Linked DNA regions of Homo sapiens: region 1 is linked to region 2. A link is a contact called in ENCODE Hi-C or POLR2A ChIA-PET data. All regions are on one chromosome and are shown on one strand. Each heading gives the region's core, a stretch centred on a gene start or an enhancer-like site at or near the end of the contact. The rest is flanking DNA. Distances are from core to core; before and after follow the strand shown.

Region 1 (5,846 bases), core at 621-3,120, 320 kb after region 2:
TTCTAGGCATTGGGAACAGAGCAGTAAACTAAACAGATAAGGATCCCTGCCCTCATGGAGCTTAAAATTCTGGTAGAGGGAATTAGATGATAATCAGTAGACATAAGAAACAAGTGCTGTAGCAAACTAGCCCGTGGTGTATGATCAGTGAACTGAGAGCAACAGTAGAGCAGAGTAGGGGAGCTCCCTGGGGCAGGGAAGGAGACTCAAGTGAGGTGGGAAATGACTGAAGGGTTTTGAGCAGAACAGTGGCATGACTGCCTTGTATTTCAAAGGGTCACTCTGGCTGTGATGTGGAGAGCAGAGGGTCAGGGAAAAAGGAGTGAAAGCGAGGGACCTTCGAGGAGATGTGCACTAACCCAGAGATGATGGTGGCTTGAACCAGGTAGTCGCAGTGGAGTCAGTGAGAAGTGGTCACATTGTGGATATTATTAGAGGGTAGAGGCTACAGGACTTGCTGGTGCTAGCTGGTTTAAGAGGAAGAGAACAATCAAGGGTGATTTAATGTTTTTGGCCCAAGCAACTGGAAACATGGAGTTGTCATTTACTGATTTGGAGAAGACAGTGGGAGAAGCCAAATTGGCCTCCCTGCCTTACTTCTTGAACCCCCTCTACCCTTGATATTGGGGCCAGTGAAGTCTTTAGTCTTTGTAAGACACAAATCTGAGCTGCTGCCTTCTCTCCTTTTGCTTCAAGTTAAGTGGGTGGGTGTTTGGATGGTTGCATGCCTGTATACGTGCATGTATACCCAGGCAGCTTCTGCAGCCCCTTTCACTAAAACCCTTTGTGCTATGGCTTACGCATTTTACCACCAGTCAATGACTCAGGCTAGAATTAAATTACTAACTTAGGACTTCCACTCAGGCCCCCACTTTGTCCAACTGTATTCTTGTTGTCTCATCCTCATAACTATCCATAAAGCCTCCATAAATGGTAGGGTGGAGCCAGGCTTGCCCTCTGTTGCTGAACCAGCCTTTCCTACTATAATCCAAGAATGCCTTTATGTCTTTAGCTTTCAACATTGATATCTTATTTTAGGTGAGTTATTTTGGCTGTGGCAAATACCATAACTTTATATATATGGAAATTTGGTTTGTAGCAATCGTTTCCTAGCTATAGCCATTGCCTGTCCTTCCTCCTAAATTACTGCTTTTGCTGTCATATCTGTCCAAGTCATCCTCACTAATTCACAGTCAGATACGAAGTAACTTACTTAATCAAGGAAATGCTGCTGAGAGCCTGTACAGCACAAGCCCACACATAGGCCCTGAGTTGGGAAGTAAGAGGTTAGGGAAGACCCCATGGAAACAATCAAAGGATTTAGATGTGTGAAGTATGGCTGAAAGGGCATATCAAAAAGAAAACATTGAGAAAAGCCAGATTTGGGGCACATATCAGAAGAAGGATTAATCAAGCTTGGCTATAGCTGTAGATATGTAAAGAGGATTCAGAGCAATATGGCTGGAAAGGTGAAGTCTGCAGTCAGAGTGGCAAATCTGCACCAGTAGTTCTTAAACTTGAACGTGCATCAAAATCACCTGGTGGACTGACTGACTAAACATGGTTTGCAGACCTCACCCCCAGTGTTTGATTCAGTGGGTCTGGGGTAGGACCGAGGAATTTGCATTTCTAATAAATTCAAAGGTGACACTGCTGCTGCTGCTGCTGGTCCAGGATCACATTTTGAGAGCCACCGAGTTTGGACATTTTCAATAGCCAGAGTGGGAATTGTTAAGTCTGTAAGGAAGCCATGAAAAAGCCTGTGTTGTTTAAGAAGACCCTTTAGGAATATGTATATTTTGGGTCTTTTTAAAATTGTGTGTTTTACTCTTGCTTTTTTAATCATCCTGTATGGGAACCAGGCCCAGGTGCCTCTGACTTTATAAGCTTATTTTAGTCACCTTACATCACTAAAGAAAACTTTCCACATTTTCTTAACCTTTGGCATAAAAGAATTTGGCTAGAGATCCTCAGCTATTCGGCTCCTTAGTCAACTGTTTTTTTTTTTATTTTTAATGTAGTACTCAGAGTATCTGGTTCTACTGATCTATTGCCTGGGAGGTTTTGATTGCTGTGAGAAGTGATTTGTTTTATTAGCCTTTCCACATAGCTTCAATTCCTGGGCCCCAGCATCATCTTTATTGCCCCATGCCTCCTTTTCCCAAGGCATTTAGACCTTTCTCTAGATAGGAGGACTAATACTGAAATAATAGAAACTCAAGACAAGAGTTTTTCAGCTTCTCCGACATACTCTCTCCTTGGCTTCTGATGTCCTCTGAAATCTGATCCCACACAGCTTACCTCAGTTTATTCCTTGCTAGTTCTCTGTTACCTGCTGCCTCTGCTCCGACCTGCCTATCACCCCCCATGTCATGCTCATTCTTTCTGCCCATCTAAATGCTCTACCTGATTGTGCCCTATCCTAGGAGACTTCTTTGATCAAATAGGCCTCCTGAGACACCCCGCACCCCCATCAGAACCTGTTTTTTTTGCAGTTTGGCACCTGTCCTCTGCTTGTTTCCTCTGTGTTAGTTTGATCTCCTTAGCTCCACTCTAAGCTCCTGGAGGGCAGGCCCCATGTCTGTGCATCTCTGAGTCTCCACCTTGCTTTGTCACTTGCCGTCCTAGACCATGCCTGTTACTGGCCATGTCTGCAGCACATTCCACCTGGGCTTTTCCTCTCTGAGTTTCATGCAGCTGCAGAAGTGCATGGTCTTTTCATAGTGTGCTTTGAAACTGAGATGGTGAATTAGTGCACTTTGAGTCTTCCCTCGTTTCTACACCCCATATTAGTGGTCCTTAAGTGGGAATAGACATTCCTTCCCTTACTGCTTTATAGGATAATGTTGTGGAGATTTGGTGGCATGAATCAGGCTCAGGAAGTCAGGGGTGGCACATTGGCAGCCAGGTGGCAAATTGGCAGCTCCTAGGGCCAGGTAAAGCTCAATATTTTTAGTTGACTAAAGGGTAGTATTTTCTTTGGTTTTGTTTGTTTGCTCTTTAAGTTTTGAATTTGAGTGCCTTTAGCCTGGAATGCATCCTCTAACCCCAATAGAGAGAGCCATCATTTCCTGTTCATTTCTATCACACAGTCCCTGGAAACATTTGAGTTTGAGACCCCTGGAATAAATATTGTTGAAGAAACCAAAGAAGATTAATATTGGCTGTGAATACACTTTAAAAAATATAAAGCAATTTATCAGAATAAATTGTCACTATTAGTTCAGTTGTTTATTGAAATAGTGGCTTGTTGAAAGTAGATAGCATGTAACTAAAAAAGCTGGACGACATTAAGATGAAAAAGGGCTCATTTACAAAAACATGGTGTTTTGAAATTATGTGGTGTTTTGAGATAACTTGAATTTATAAGAAGAAAAAGGAAAGGATTTGGAAATTATATAGCCTCATGAGGTAGTAGTAGACGAAAAGGATACTTCAGAAATCAATATAAGTACATCTATAGACTAACTGTGTGCTAGGCATTATTCTAAGCACTTAAATTACCTATTTTAAGAAAGCAAAAACTAGAAGAAAGGGTATTGGGGAAAGATGCATCTAAATTATATTTTGATTTCTCTGTTTTAGCATTTGACATGCATTTTCTACTATGGAAGCATTCCCTCCCTTGTTTGTTTATTTGTTTGTTGCCAACTCTTAGGTATATTCTCTAACCCTAATTGGAGTAGGGAGGGAGGTTTGGGATTAGCATGGAAATGTCAGATGAAGGGAAAAGGTGTTATCTTCAGCTGTGTTATGTTGCCAGGGAAGTGAATCTGTTATTAAAGTTGTTACATTTTATTTAGGAAGAAATGTAGAGAAAGTATTCCCACATAATCTAACAAGTTGTGCTCTTTGTAAAATAAAAATGTACTGGTTAATTTTAACAGTAATACCCCAATTTTTACTTAGAAGCAGCAAAATACACACATACGGCCAGCATGTTGAAAATAGCAACAAAACCTCAAGCTTTTTCTCTCCCAAGGCCAGTTCCTTGTTAGGCTGCTGACACCCAACCTCCAGGCCTCCCCAGGATGCTGGTATTAAACATCTCATTAGTACTTACTTACTGTATGCTCTGGGCACTCGGTGCATTTAAGGGTGTTTAGATTCTTCTGTCCAAACCTGACTTTCTTCGGCCTTTGGATTCTAAGAGTCATAGAGATGCATATGTCTTCTGCCTCTTTGTCAAGTAGTTCTGAATAACTTTAAAAGTAGATAAGCACGTAAGAAGGGGTTTATGTTCATTCTATAACTTAAAAGAACTCATTGTGGAAGTTTTTTTAAATACTCAAGTGATTAGTGTGGCCAGGCATGGTGGCTCATGCCTCTCTAATCCCAGCACTTTGGGAGGCTGAGGTGGGTGGATCACCTGAGGCCAGGAGTTTGAGACCAGTCTGGCTAACAAGGCAAAACCCTGTCTGTACAAAAAATACAAAAATTAGCCACGCGTGGTGGCACACACGTGTAGTCCCAGTCACTCGGGAGGCTGAGGCACGAAAATCCCTTGAACCCAAGAGGCAGAGGTTGCAGTGAGCTGAGATTGTGCTACTGCACTCCAGCCTGGGCAACAGAGTGAGATTCTGTCTCCAAAAAAATTTAAAAATAAAAAAAGATTGAGTGAAGAAAAAAAATTTGCAGATTCCATCAGTCAAAGCCATTTTCATATATCTCCTTTGAATTTCCATTTCTGTGTATAAGGGTTTTAAAAAATAGTTATCATATTAAGTAGACAGTTGTTTAATTTTCACATTACGCGAGCATTTCCATTTCATTACCTGATTTTCATAACCATCACTCTCTGATGACTATGTAACATTACTCTCAGTGCATGTTTCTCTTACTACCCCCTATTGTTGGATGTCTAAATTGCGTCTGATTTTTCTCTGTTCCATAAAATTGAAATAAATATCTTTGTGGTGAAAGTTTTTGCAGTATTTAAAATTAGTTTCCTGGTTTGTGAAAAAGTGTAACTGTGTATAAACAATTTGCCTAATTCTCTTAAAGGTTTGATTGTTTATGATACAAGAAAACTGGTTCTGCAAAGATGTGAAATAAAAGAGCTTCAAATATTTTTTAAAAGTATCTTTATGATTTTATTAAAAGTAAGCATTGTGGAATTGTGGGTGTTAAGTTTTGTTTGTTTGTTTTTTAATAGGCTTATTATGCCCGTGATGCTCTGGCTAAAAACCTCTACAGCAGGTTGTTTTCATGGTTGGTAAATCGAATCAATGAAAGCATTAAGGTACTGAATTTCTATGAGCAAAATCAGTTGTAATAAATGGTATTCACAGTATAAACATTAAGTTGAAGAAAGTTTAAATTTATAATCAAATAATTGATTGCCACTTACAAAGATTATTCCTTAAAAAGAGTGTACCATGTATAAGATTGAAATTTGTCAGGGATTTTGTTTATTTTGTTTTGCCATGTGTGTTGCTTCTGACTGGTGAATAGTCTGATGGTCTTTGTGGAGTTACTCTGGGAGTCGGCGTCCCAGGTTTTGGCCTGGCTCACCTGGTAACTAGTGGTACACACTTTGCTGAAAAGGTCACTTTACTTCACTAGGTCATGATCTAATCATTACTAAAATGAGAGTGTTGGACTAGGTGATTTTGAAAGGCACCACTAATGCCTTCTTTAAATATATCACCTATTATTAAAATTTCTAAAAGAGTTCTATACCAATGCCTCATCTCATACATTTTTTAAAAAACAACTAAATTAGTTATTTTCTTACTTAAGAAACATAATTAATTTGTAATATATATCTATGTTCCTTGGATGCTTGTAGTGTTATATTTCATGCCTTAATTAACCCTTTAATTTGAAACTTTTTAAAGGCACAA
Region 2 (6,084 bases), core at 1,706-4,205:
TTTTTAGTAGGGACAGGGTTTTATCATATTGGCCAGGCTGGTCTTGAACTCCTGAGCTCAAGTGATCTGCCTGTCTCGGACTCCCAAAGTGCTGGGATTACAGGCATGAGCCAACACGCCTGGTCTATAGTTTAATTTCTATGAATAAATATACATACGATAATTCAGTACTGATAGCTTCCTCAGCTCTTTGAGTTATGGAACCTGTGTGTTCACCACCAAATATCAGGGTCTTAAAAGTGTGAGAAACCAGGATTCCACAGACAGAGCAATGACACTCAGTGTTGTCCATTACCTTTGGAAAAAGACTTTACGCTTTATATAATACTTTACTGAACTGAAATGTGGGTGGTGAGAGGGTGATTATTTTCTCAGTGATTCAAAATAATGTCTAATGTTTACTTTAAATCTCTGATGCAATTGTGAGGCACATTTAGAACAAAATCCAGCAAGGAAGCTGACATACTATACACAAGACTGGAGGAAAGACGCTCTGACCAAATAAAGCATTATTAATTTTCACAGCTTGCATGACTGTCATAGTCTTCATTATTTCATCAGTGTAGTCTAAGCTAGAACACTATTCAGTCTCACATTCGCAGGTTCCATTCCTCACAGAATGGAAAAACATCATAGATAAGATGCACCATTAGGGCCGGGCACAGTGGCTCACGCCTGTAATCCCAGCACTTTGGGAGGTTGAGGTGGGTGGATCATCTGAGGTCAGGAGTTCAAGACCAGCCTGGCCAACATGGTGAAACCCCGTCTCTACCAAAAAAAAAAAAAATGCAAACAATTAGCTGGGCATGGTGGCGGGCGCTTGTAGTCCCAGCTACTCAGGAGGCTGAGGCAGGAGAATTGCTTGAACCCTGGAGGCGGAGGTTGCAGTGAGCTGAGATCACGCCGCTGCACTCCAGCCTGGGCAACAAGAGTGAGAAACTCCATCTCAAAAAAAAAAAAAAAAAAAAAAAAAAAAAAGATGCACCATTAATGTTTGTATCAAAGCCATCCTAATCATCCAAGATGATTACAGATACAAAATATCCATATTAATGATATTTACATTATATGGTACATCACATTATATGACACTGAATATAATAGCTGGATTGACTGTATTGTACTTCTAAAGAAAAATACCCATTGGAAAATCTGCTAAGAAACTAGAAAACTGGACAACCAACTTAACCAGGGCTTCACTTGGAAAAAAAAAATACAATCCGATGAAAGGTAGGTCTAGATGTCACCATAGTCTTCTCTGTCTCCTCTGCTCAGTGTCTAATAATACACCTTAGAAACCAAGAATATATTAACAAATGGTAATAGCTTTTTTTTTTTTTTTTTTTTTTTGAGAGATGGAGTCTCGCTCTGTCACCCAGGCTGGAGTGCAGTGGCGAAATTTCAGCTCACTGCAAGCTCTGCCTCCCGGGTTCATGCCATTCTCTTGCCTCAGCCTCCTGAGTAGCTGGGACTACAGGCAACCCGCCACCACTCCTGGCTAATTTTTTGTATTTTTTAGTAGAGACGGGGTTTCACTGTGTTAGCCAGGATGGTCTCACTCTCCTGACCTCGTGATCTGCCCACCTCGGCCTCCCAAAGTGCTGGGATTACAGGCGTGAGCCACCATGCCTGGCCAACAAATGGTAATAGCTTTTAACTTGACAGAAACCTCTGCTAAGAAAAATATGACTGGGATATAGGGTGATTTTCATCCAAATTTCTTGGTCATCTCTTAACAATCCATAATTTATTGTAATGTCCCCCATGGAAAACTATGTGGAATAGAAACAATTAAAATAACCCTTTCATTTAGTGAATATTTATTGAGCATCTATTATGTGCTAGACAGTGGGTTAGATCCTGGGAAACAATAAGAAGAGAGGGAAACAGTGGTCTAATCACATGAGAGATAGCCTTTAATCACAGAATCACAGAATCAGAAGAGAGGAATGTAAAATGACAGCACTGCTTAGCTCATAAAGCCCTCTGCTGCATTCTACAAAGTCTAAGGTTTTAGTAATATTTTTGTACAATTTCTCCCTCAAAAAAGTGTTGCAACTCTTTAAATTAGTTCAGCGAGAAATCAACTTGCTGTGCAAATGCTTGGGCTAGCTGGGGTGTGAGTAGCGCGTCTGTGTTTGAGAACACTGAACCTTGAAAGAACATCTGTTTGGCTATTTTGTTAAATGAAACTCAAGTCACCCAGGCTTTACTAATAGCTTCATTGTGCTTCATGACTTTCCACCACATAAACAAAATTACCTAACACCTCAGTCTGTGGCTAAAACTGTCATTTATCAGTTAAAGCCCACTGACAAAGAGCAAACTGGAGAAACTGCAATTCCAGCTTCTCTATTCAAACAGTTTTCACATTTCAATAATCACTCTCTAGCTGGCTCCCTGCTAGATAAGTACCTCCAGGGAAAGGTTGCTTCCTGGGAATGTTTATTTTACAGGAACAGATTGATGGCCTCAAAGTCTGGCCACTTTCTAGGTGATGAAATTGTTTATTCACATTGACTCTTCCCAGGAGAGAATAGAGTGGAGAGAAAGGCAGTGATTGCTAAAGTTGATTTTATGATAGCGTGTCTACAGATTCCTCAAGGAATGTTGTGAAATTCCAAAGCAAATTCTTAAAGTTAAATTCATTTTTAAAAATCTAAAGCTCCTACCCTATGTTGCACTTCTGAGGATTAAAGAATCTTAGTCAAAGGGACTTCAGAGATTGTCTAGTCCAATGAGTCCAAATGTTTTTTTTTTTTGACCTTGGTACATATTCTTGAAAGTAAACTTCCCACCAGAGTTTCCATCTGTAAATATATAAAATAAAGCTGCCTTGATAGAAACAGGCATGAGGGAGCCAGAGCTCCACATTTCCCCAACCCCCAGGGCAAATGGGGTTCCTGAGGTACCTCTTTGGCATCTCTGGGTTTTCTGGGAAGAAAATGGGTCTTGTGCAACTTCTTCCTTTCACCCAATCCTAAAGCCAGGAGCCCCTGTACGTCCTGACAGCTCAGCTCTTCTTGGGTAATCTCAAACAGTCACAGGGTGCTGCAAATCTAGGGAGGTCTGGAATGGCAACTTAGTGAAACTATCATTTATGACATCTTTGTCCATTGTCAATCATTTAATAACTATCTGATACAAAGTCTTACAACCAAAAAGTAGAATGGAGCGACCCAAAATTGTGTGTGTGCGTGTGGGTGTGTGTGTGATGGAGGTGAAGAGCATTGGAGTGGTAGCAGGAATTCCAGACATGAAATCCCATAAAGGGGCATACACAAATGGTGACCTGAGGTTTCAAGGAACTGGAGCTGGAAGAGGGAAGTGCCAGGGTCCCCTGAAAGGGACCACATCTCCAGCAGAGCACTTGACAGGTGAGCAGAGAAGGAGAAAGATCAGCAGTTGTCTGAAGTTAGGTATCACGTTTTAGAGCCCAGTTTTCCCATCTGTGTAGACACCTGCTCCCTCGAGAGGAGGCTGATCTGTAAATGCCATCACCAACATCTACACAGCCCACCACCACTGACTCACACACAGCTCATTCAGTCCTCACAACAACCCTTAGAAGTGTAGGTTAACATTAGCACCATTTTGTAGATAAGGAAATTGGGAGTTAGAGAGGCTAAGTGGCTTGTGCAAGCTCAGATTGCCTGAAGAGGCAAAAACCAACACTGCTAACTCCACTATGCCACTGAGGCACGACACAAGTGCAAAAGGAGACACAGTAGACAAGAGAGGTCAACAACATTTTCTGAGGAAGCATTATTTTAAATTATGGTGTGAGACAGACATGATTTCGGAGCAGGTGGGTGAGGTGCAGACACTCTGTGAGATAGATGGGGTGAGGTGACGGGGCAGTAGGAGTGCCAACCAGCTCGCCTCTCCCAGGGAAGGTTCTGCGACCCAGAGGCAGCATAGCAGAGGGGCCAGGAGCAGGGACACGGGATCAGACTGCCACGGTTTTATCTTGGCCCTGCCATCAACTGCCCCCACTATCTTGAGTAAGCTGTGTGACCACTCTGTGCCTCAGTTTCCATAACTGAAATAAGTATGAAGCTAATAGTACCTACTTCACAGTCTTGTTGCAAGAGTTACAGAAATCAGTATTAGTGAAGCTCTTAGTGTCCAGTATATAGTAAATGCCACACGAGGATTGTTGAAGACATTCTTAGCAGGCTACAGGTGCTCACAGATAAGCAATAGCAACTTTTTGAAACTTGAAAACGAGGTTACGATATTCTAGCTTCCTGTTTTCCTGTAATTTGTGACCACAATCCCTGGCCTCATGACTTTATGAACTTCACTTTATTGCCCGTTCTTTCCTCACTCTTTCCTAACCTTTGTGTGATCATCCCTACTGAATGGCCAAGCCCCTGATTCCCGGTTTATCTTCCTTCATGTACTTCATGACTAGTCAACTGTTACTGCTGCACACAAGACACGGTTCAATCTGTGGTTTGTTTTTAAATGTACCTAGGAGTCATACTAAAATTCTGCCAACAGGTGGAGCTCAAAGAATAGCTTAAAATAAAATTAACCCGATTCGGCAAACCTGGAAAAAAAGGGAAGAAATAAAATCATTCTGATACGACTGTATGATTTTGCTATTCATCAGAAAATAAGAGGAAATAAATTGAAGGCAATATAAGTAGACAGTGTTAATAACACAGTGGTTGGTTTTTCTACAGTGGAAGATGATTTACCTAGATTTCCGTCTCTAGGGAAATTCAAGTGAAGATTTTCATTTTACATTCATAAAGATGACAATATACTACAAGAGTTGAGCTATTTGGATTTATTTGATTTGCTTTACTTAAGACAAGTTCAGGATAATGATGCTTAGTCTGTTCAGATTCATAAATAATACTCAAGATGTCAAACTGAATGAAATGTTGCAACTCTAGCCAGAATTCCAAGGAGATGTGTGAAATGAGCTTTTATTTAAAATGTGCCAATGTTTAACTAGGAAGTTTAGAAAACCTTTATGGGTTTCTATAAGCTGGGAAGAATATCTTCCACTCAATCGTTTTACTAGAATCTCCTTAAACCCCAAAACTCTGCTCCTGTGATTTCTTTGACTGCAGAGACCTGCTTAGGGAGCTGTGCCCTGAGCAGCGATTCTACCCTGGAAGACTGAGCTCATCTTTGGTGAGGCTATGATGTTTGGCAAATGATCTTTAAGACACAATTAAGGGAATGAAGAATTCTTGGAGGGCAAAATGGTAGGGCATTAAATCTTTTGTGATGGATCTTTATGGTTTTGTGAGGTGTGATAAATTGGATGTCATTGGATGCTGGATTTATAAAGTGCTTTTCCTCCAAACAATTCAAAGATCTTTTTCATGGGAGCTGTGACTATAAAGCCAAGAGTTTGGATCCATATGAACCACCCCAGAAATAAACCTCACTGCTTCAAAACTGCATCACGTAGGTGGTTTTACACCTGCAGCACCTCTGAGCACGGGCTGTTGAGCATGACTATCCTGCTCTCTTAGAGGAAAAAAATGCAGTATTTCCTCATCAGTTCATTTGCCAAACGTCACATTTTCAGGCCCTGGCAGAGCATGTACTCAAACCCAGGTTTTCTAGTTCCAAATATATAGGTCATTGACTTATGCCTTAGTTTCGAGGTCAGCTCAATAGATGTTCTCCAAGGTCATGTCCAGTTCATGATTTGACTACTCTATCATCAACTCAACGGAGTACTCAGACTGCATCAGTTTGTTCTTTCATTCAATTTGTCTAGTGAAATGCAAACATTAGAGAGCGAGGTAATTGATATCTCAAAATAATAGGGTTGTTTTTTACCCCACATATCATAATTTTTCAGCCTGACTTCATATATGTGAGAAAATGAGTGAACAAAAATGAAGAATGACAAAGATATTTCTTGATAATGGACTGACTAAAGAAACTATGGCACACCTATAAAATGTAATGTAATGCAAGCAATGTAAATCATGTTCTCCAAGAGTATTTAAAATTATGGAAAACTGTTCTCCGGGCTGGGCACGGTGGCTCACGCCTATAATCCCAGCATTTTGGGAGACAAGGTGGGTGGATCACTTGAGCCAAGGGGTT

What was found. Hi-C counts contacts between places; a loop is a spot of excess contacts on that map. ChIA-PET counts read pairs that join two places held with the same protein, here RNA polymerase II (POLR2A). Pooled maps may share reads with other maps.
Region 1: a loop to region 2 is called in a pooled map, with 3 times the contacts of the local background. The contact joins two enhancer-like sites. A Hi-C loop is called at or near these places in 2 of 168 maps with a recorded cell type or tissue (both naive thymus-derived CD4-positive, alpha-beta T cell), 1 of 37 single-sample maps with no recorded cell type and 11 of 50 pooled maps. POLR2A ChIA-PET finds 5 or more read pairs at or near these places in 1 of 52 experiments (CD4-positive, alpha-beta T cell).

Annotation. Positions count from the first base shown.
Region 1 is chr2:191,364,387-191,370,232 of GRCh38, forward strand. It overlaps MYO1B (myosin IB), which reads left to right. Exons shown (of 31, transcript NM_001130158.3): 12 at 5,156-5,242; 13 at 5,841-5,846. Among named protein-coding and RNA genes, the nearest start is that of MYO1B-AS1, 120 kb to the left of the region's middle. Within about 2 kb of position 1,871, at least 2 of the 41 ENCODE cell types and tissues checked have a DNase peak (open chromatin) inside an H3K27ac peak, as active enhancers do.
Region 2 is chr2:191,047,841-191,053,924 of GRCh38, forward strand. The region is part of intron 14 of STAT4 (signal transducer and activator of transcription 4); the gene reads right to left. Among named protein-coding and RNA genes, the nearest start is that of STAT4-AS1, 29 kb to the left of the region's middle. Within about 2 kb of position 2,956, at least 3 of the 41 ENCODE cell types and tissues checked have a DNase peak (open chromatin) inside an H3K27ac peak, as active enhancers do.